Linked DNA regions of Homo sapiens: region 2 is linked to region 1. Evidence: chromatin contacts called from ENCODE Hi-C or POLR2A ChIA-PET data. All regions are on one chromosome and are shown on one strand. Each heading gives the region's core, a stretch centred on a gene start or an enhancer-like site at or near the end of the contact. The rest is flanking DNA. Distances are from core to core; before and after follow the strand shown.

Region 1 (2,728 bases), core at 95-2,594:
ACAGCAATAGCTAAGTGACAGGAGTCAAGTGATTAGTGGTGATATTTTCCAAGTAGGGAACTACATAAGCATGCTGAACACACGAATGAATGCCAGAAAAAGTTCTAAAATCTTTGAACCAAAAAAGTTTAAAAGCGATTATCTATACACAAGGGAGAACAGCTCACAAACTGTGGGTGTGTTCCTTCTTTTGAAGAACTCCCTGGTGGCAAATGCCTCTGTGGGTGCAAACCTTATGGATGAGGGACCTTTCCTGGGGAACAGACCTGCAGCTTCGATTTTCTGGTCCTCAAGTCCTCAGCTGTAGAAGTTCTCATTGCGATGATTCTAACCAGCTTGGAGTTTTCCACCTGCAACCACTGCCCAAAGTTCCTCAGGAGCTGGGAGAAATCTTCATGGCTCCCTTCTTCTTCCTGTAGAAGATTTGCCTGTAGGATCACACACGGCCAAAGCGTCAGAGGTGAAAGAGCCCCCCTGGCCATGTGTCCTGGGAATTCCACCTGAGGCAGAGGGGCAGGGACCAGGACAAGATGCCCAAAATGGCGACGGGAGAGGCCTGGGGGATGAACAATGAATCTCTACTCAACATGGTCACATTTAAGGGCCAAGAACATTCCTCACTGTCCCCTTTCTGGTCCCCTGAGAGGTGACGGAAGCCACCACCATCTCTTACCAGGATGGCTATACAAATAGTCACCCTTCCACCATGCTTGCCCCCTCGGGGCTCCATGACCGGAGTGCTCTGTCTATGATGCAAGCCCATTCAGCTAACTTCTTGGTTATCCACATTGGTGCCTCTCACTACTCCCCAGTGTGACCCGGGAGTCTTGGTTCCACTGCGCATGCTGTCTTCCCTGTCCTCTGAGCCTGGGCCTGCAGATGTGTCTTGGCCCCTCAAACTGGCACTCGAATTTCTCCCTCTGCTCTTCACACATACTGTCTCCTCTGTGGGGAACACACCTCTCTCCCTCCTCTCCTCACTGCCACTCAGCCGTGAAAATTCAGCTGAGATGTCTTATCTTCCAGGAGAGGCTTCCCGGTCCTGGACCTAGGAACTGCTGCAGGCTCCCATAGCCTCTGGCCTGTCTGCCAAGGTGCACCATGTTTTTTTTGTTTGTTTGTTTTTTGTTTTTTGTAAATCCTTATTTAACAGCCTGTGGATGCCACTCCCTTGCTTCTTTCTTTTCAACAAAGCTCAGTTTGTTTAAAGGCAGTAAGGGAAAGTGATGGGTAAAACAATGTAGTTAGTTCTTTTTTTTTTCTTTTATAAAATATAGTCATGGCACAAAAATAGACCCATCTTGTATGATTTTAGTTTCCATTCTGGGGCCAGCAGGAAGTGTTCGGCCCCGATGCTCTCTCCCTTGCAGGTGCTACTGCTAGTGGCTCACAGAGGTGAGTATCTCCCGGGCCCAGCAGCATGGGCCTATCCCGAGAGCTTGTTAGAAATGCAGAATCGAATTGTGGGCCCTAGCCAGATCTACTAACTCAGAGTCTGCATTTTATCTTATTTCATTATTTTTTGTTGATTGATTGATTGATTGAAATGGGGTCTTGCTTTGTCACCAGGCTGGAGTGCAGTGGCACAATCACAGCTCCCTGCAGCCTCAAACTCCTGGGCTCAAGTGATCCTCCCACCTCAGGCCCCTGAGTAGCTGGAACTACAGGAGCACACCACCATGTCCAGTTAATTTTTAAATATTTTTTATAGAAATGGGGTCTTGCTATCTTGCCCAGGCTTGTCTCAAACTCCTGACCTCAAGCAATCCTCCTGCCTTGGCCTCCCAGCCTCCCAAAGTTCTGAGATTGTAGGTGTAGCTCACCATACCCAGCCCAGAACCTGCATTTTAATACAAGGCTGTGTGCCCACTGAAAAGCTCTATGCCGGATTCCAAATTCTCTGAGGGTCAGAAGCGTTACTCACGGCTGTATCCTAGCTCTGAGCACAGTTCTTGGAACAAAGTAGCACTCAGCAAATGGAGGAGTGGATGAAAGAATGAATGGGAAAATGAATAATTTGATGTATTTGAATAACAAGGAATAACTTTCTTTTCCACAAAGCTCAAGTTTGTTTAGAGGCAGTAAGGGATGGATGAAACATGGCAGAAAAGTTTTCCCATCTTGTATGGTTTCGGTTTCCAATCTGGGGCCAGCAGGAAGCTTTCAGCCCCGACACTCTCTTCCCTGCAGGAGCTGCTGCTAGTGGCTCACAGAGGTGAGTATCTGACTGGCTAAGGGATACCCCTACTGCCCTGGTGGCCTGGCTCTGCAGACTCTGGGATCTCTGAGGTCCTCTGTGGAGTAGGATCAAATGCTCTTTGGCCACAGCTGGGGCAGGCTCAAATGAGACAGGACGTGGCCAAGTCCTCAGAGCAGAGCATGTTGCCCCAGACAGGGAGGGGCCTGTGCTGGAGACCCCTACCCACCTCTTGACCTGGGGCCTGGCCCCTTCTCCCACAGCCCTGCTAGACAGACTCACGCGTCGACGATGCCTGGGAATAGGATCCATGGGATTGATGAGAAATCCTGACTTTGGGATGTTGTTGGTGAAAACCATTTTCTTCCCCGAATCCACTTCCATCCTCTGCAGATGCCAGTTTCTGATGAGGCTGAGAAGACAAACTCAGCCCAGTCAATGCAGAGATGTGGTGGGGACCCACCAGGACATGGGAAAAGTAATAGAATTGGGGAACCACGGGTCACGAGTCAGTGCCCCCCACTGAAGTTT
Region 2 (2,728 bases), core at 145-2,644, 310 kb before region 1:
TAGATAGTCAGTGAGGTCCCCTTCCAATCTTCAACTTCTAATTTAAATGTAATTTGGTCCCTAAAGTTATTTTCCTTTGTATTCATCAGAAGGATCAGGCTCAATGACTATGAAAATTACCAGACTAAAAACTGCCAGATGATGACCCTCGAGTCCAATTTCTCGTTACTCAAAAAAGTTTTTAAAACCCCTAAACATTCAGAAGCAGTTAAGCGCGTGTGCGCGTGCGTGTACGCGCGCGCGCGCGCACACACACACAAAGAAAGAAAAAGAAAAAAAAAAATCCCAAATTACCTTAGGAAGCAAAGCTTAGTTTTTCCTAAGAGATCACTACTTGCAGAAAAGTTAGGGATCAACTGTGGCCAATTAATGGATCTCATAGAAAAGTAAATTGATTTAAGTACAAAATAAGGACCTTTTTTGGCAGAAAAAAATAAGAGTATCTATCTACAAACCAAAAGGACCATACATTAAGTGACCATCTGACAGAAATCTGAAGTATAGCTCCCTGGCTGGTTCTAAATTAGAAAAAAAATCTTTCATTGAAGGGAGAAAGAGTAGGAATCCACGGCCTAAAATTTGGATTCAATATCACCTTTGCTAATAGTCTTAGAACTTTCCCCAACATTCTTATTCTCTTCTGATTCACAAAATTTTAATATGCAGTCTATGAACCAACCCAAAATAAATTCAATTGTTCTAAACTTTTTGCACTGTGGCCTTGAAAACTTTATTTTTGGAGACAAAGTCTGGCTCTACTGCCCAGGCTGGAGTGCAGTGGTGCCATCTCAGCTCACTGCAACCTCTGCCTCCCAGGCTCAACTCATCTTCCCACCACAGCCTCCCAAGTAGCTGGGACTACAGGCATACACCACCACCGGCTAATTTTTGTATTTTTTCTAGAGACAGGGTTTCGTTGTGTTGCCCCTTGTGAACTCAAACAATCTACCTGCCTCTGGCTCCCAAAGTGCTGGAATTACAGGCACAACCCATCATGCCCAACCTAGCCTTGAAAAGTTGAATCCATATTTTTAAGAGAAAAAAATCAACATTAAAAAATTAGTCACAATACCCAGATAAAATTTCTCCTAAGACTACCTGAGGGGAACACTTGGTGTGAAATGCTTAACACAATGTCTAACACATAGTTAAGGATTAATAAATATCTGAATTGAATCTAAAATTGAATATAAAACAATGCTTTACTTAAATGTATACTGATTTTTTTAAAAACCATACTTGTCCTCCATTTTAGGTAGATTAGAATAGATTAGCATCCTTTAAGAAAAAAATATCAGCCATATGAAAAGCAGCCTTCTGGAAAACATCCTCTCTGTCAATCCCAGGACAGCATGACGTATCAGCAATGATGGCGCCAAGTCAAGGACACTTACATAACCCTCATGCTAGCTCTTACAGCTGCTGCAGCGCATCACATCACAACACAGGACGCCTCCCTGTTCTCATGTGAAAGGAGTCAACTTACAGATTTACCTGTTTAAGACAACTGCTGTGTATCTTCTTTCCACAAAAATAATTCCGCACAAAATGTTGGTAAAAGGAGAAGGAAAATTTGTCTCTGGCTTCTCTTTTTCTTCAATTTCTTCATCCTCATCATCATCCTCAGAATCACTCCATGACACATAATTATCCTGATTTCTATTATTATACCACTCAACGCTTTCAAACTGCTGTCGCTCATATGGTTTATATTTGCGTAAGATTTCGAGCAGTTTGATTACTTTAGGAGTTACAAATTTCAGGTCAAGTGAGGCAGGTGAGAAGTGCTCTTCACATAGTGCATGTATTTTCCTTAGGAAAGTGTCTGTAAACAATAAAAATTTCCTGTGCAGCTCCTCTTGCTCATGTTTGATGTATTTCTGTAGTTCTCTTACCATCATTCCAGCTACTTTATCTGCACACCAGGGTCCCAGAACTACCAATACGGCACGACAGTCTGATAGTATCTACAAAAAAAAGAAAAGAAAAAACCTAATGCCAAATAATAATAATGTAGCATTTTCATGTGGGGTTTAACTGGGATTTCAGTTGTTCTCAAATGGCTCCTTAAATGTAACCCAGCCTTAGGTTAAGTCCCTGAAGGTGGGGGGAGAGGCCATTAGCCTTTTCAAGCTCATTTCGTATGTATATGCCTAGAACCATCTCCTTTTTTCAATAAAATAATCAAACAGAAATTAAAAGATGCAATTGTATGAGGTTAATGAAGCTTATTTTTAGATCTGTAATTAGTTAAAACTATACCTGAGTCATTTACTTCCTGCCAAATTACATAAAATTTATGTAGCACAGTAATTTAACTTTAGGCATCAAGGAAGAGCAATACAGTTTTCCTTGAACTTTATGTACAATATTCTCCAGCATTATATGTTTTCCACTATACTGACTAGAAACTGTGGATGAATTTTGGTCGATCTACAGTCAGCACCTCTGGATGCCACGGTGAGACTGTTGTAAAAACACTGCACAGCTGTCTCTATCATCATTTCTTTTTTCTTTCTTTCTTTCTAAACAGTAGGAAAGGCCTTTATTGGTTGGAAGTGGAAAAGGAGCTAGGACAGCTGCACTGGGGCAGCCTCCACACACTCTGTCACAGTTCTCCAAAAGCCCCTGTTATCCGATTTCAATGAAAACACCACCACAAGGTCAGGGCTCCTCAACATTAACATCTCAGCTAAATTCAGACTCTGATCCTGGACCCTCCCAGAGT

What was found. Hi-C counts contacts between places; a loop is a spot of excess contacts on that map. ChIA-PET counts read pairs that join two places held with the same protein, here RNA polymerase II (POLR2A). Pooled maps may share reads with other maps.
Region 2: a loop to region 1 is called in a pooled map, with 2.1 times the contacts of the local background. The contact joins two enhancer-like sites. A Hi-C loop is called at or near these places in 7 of 168 maps with a recorded cell type or tissue (adrenal gland, aorta, cardiac septum and 4 more), 1 of 37 single-sample maps with no recorded cell type and 4 of 50 pooled maps. POLR2A ChIA-PET finds 5 or more read pairs at or near these places in 1 of 52 experiments (Caco-2).

Annotation. Positions count from the first base shown.
Region 1 is chr14:95,436,554-95,439,281 of GRCh38, forward strand. It overlaps SYNE3 (spectrin repeat containing nuclear envelope family member 3), which reads right to left. Exons shown (of 18, transcript NM_152592.6): 14 at 2,480-2,609; 15 at 267-428. Among named protein-coding and RNA genes, the nearest start is that of SYNE3-AS1, 78 kb to the right of the region's middle. RefSeq lists an enhancer at 2,004-2,728. Within about 2 kb of position 1,345, at least 2 of the 41 ENCODE cell types and tissues checked have a DNase peak (open chromatin) inside an H3K27ac peak, as active enhancers do.
Region 2 is chr14:95,122,702-95,125,429 of GRCh38, forward strand. DICER1 (dicer 1, ribonuclease III) reads right to left here. Exons shown (of 27, transcript NM_177438.3): 8 at 1,495-1,967. Among named protein-coding and RNA genes, the nearest start is that of MIR3173, 14 kb to the right of the region's middle. Within about 2 kb of position 1,395, at least 4 of the 41 ENCODE cell types and tissues checked have a DNase peak (open chromatin) inside an H3K27ac peak, as active enhancers do.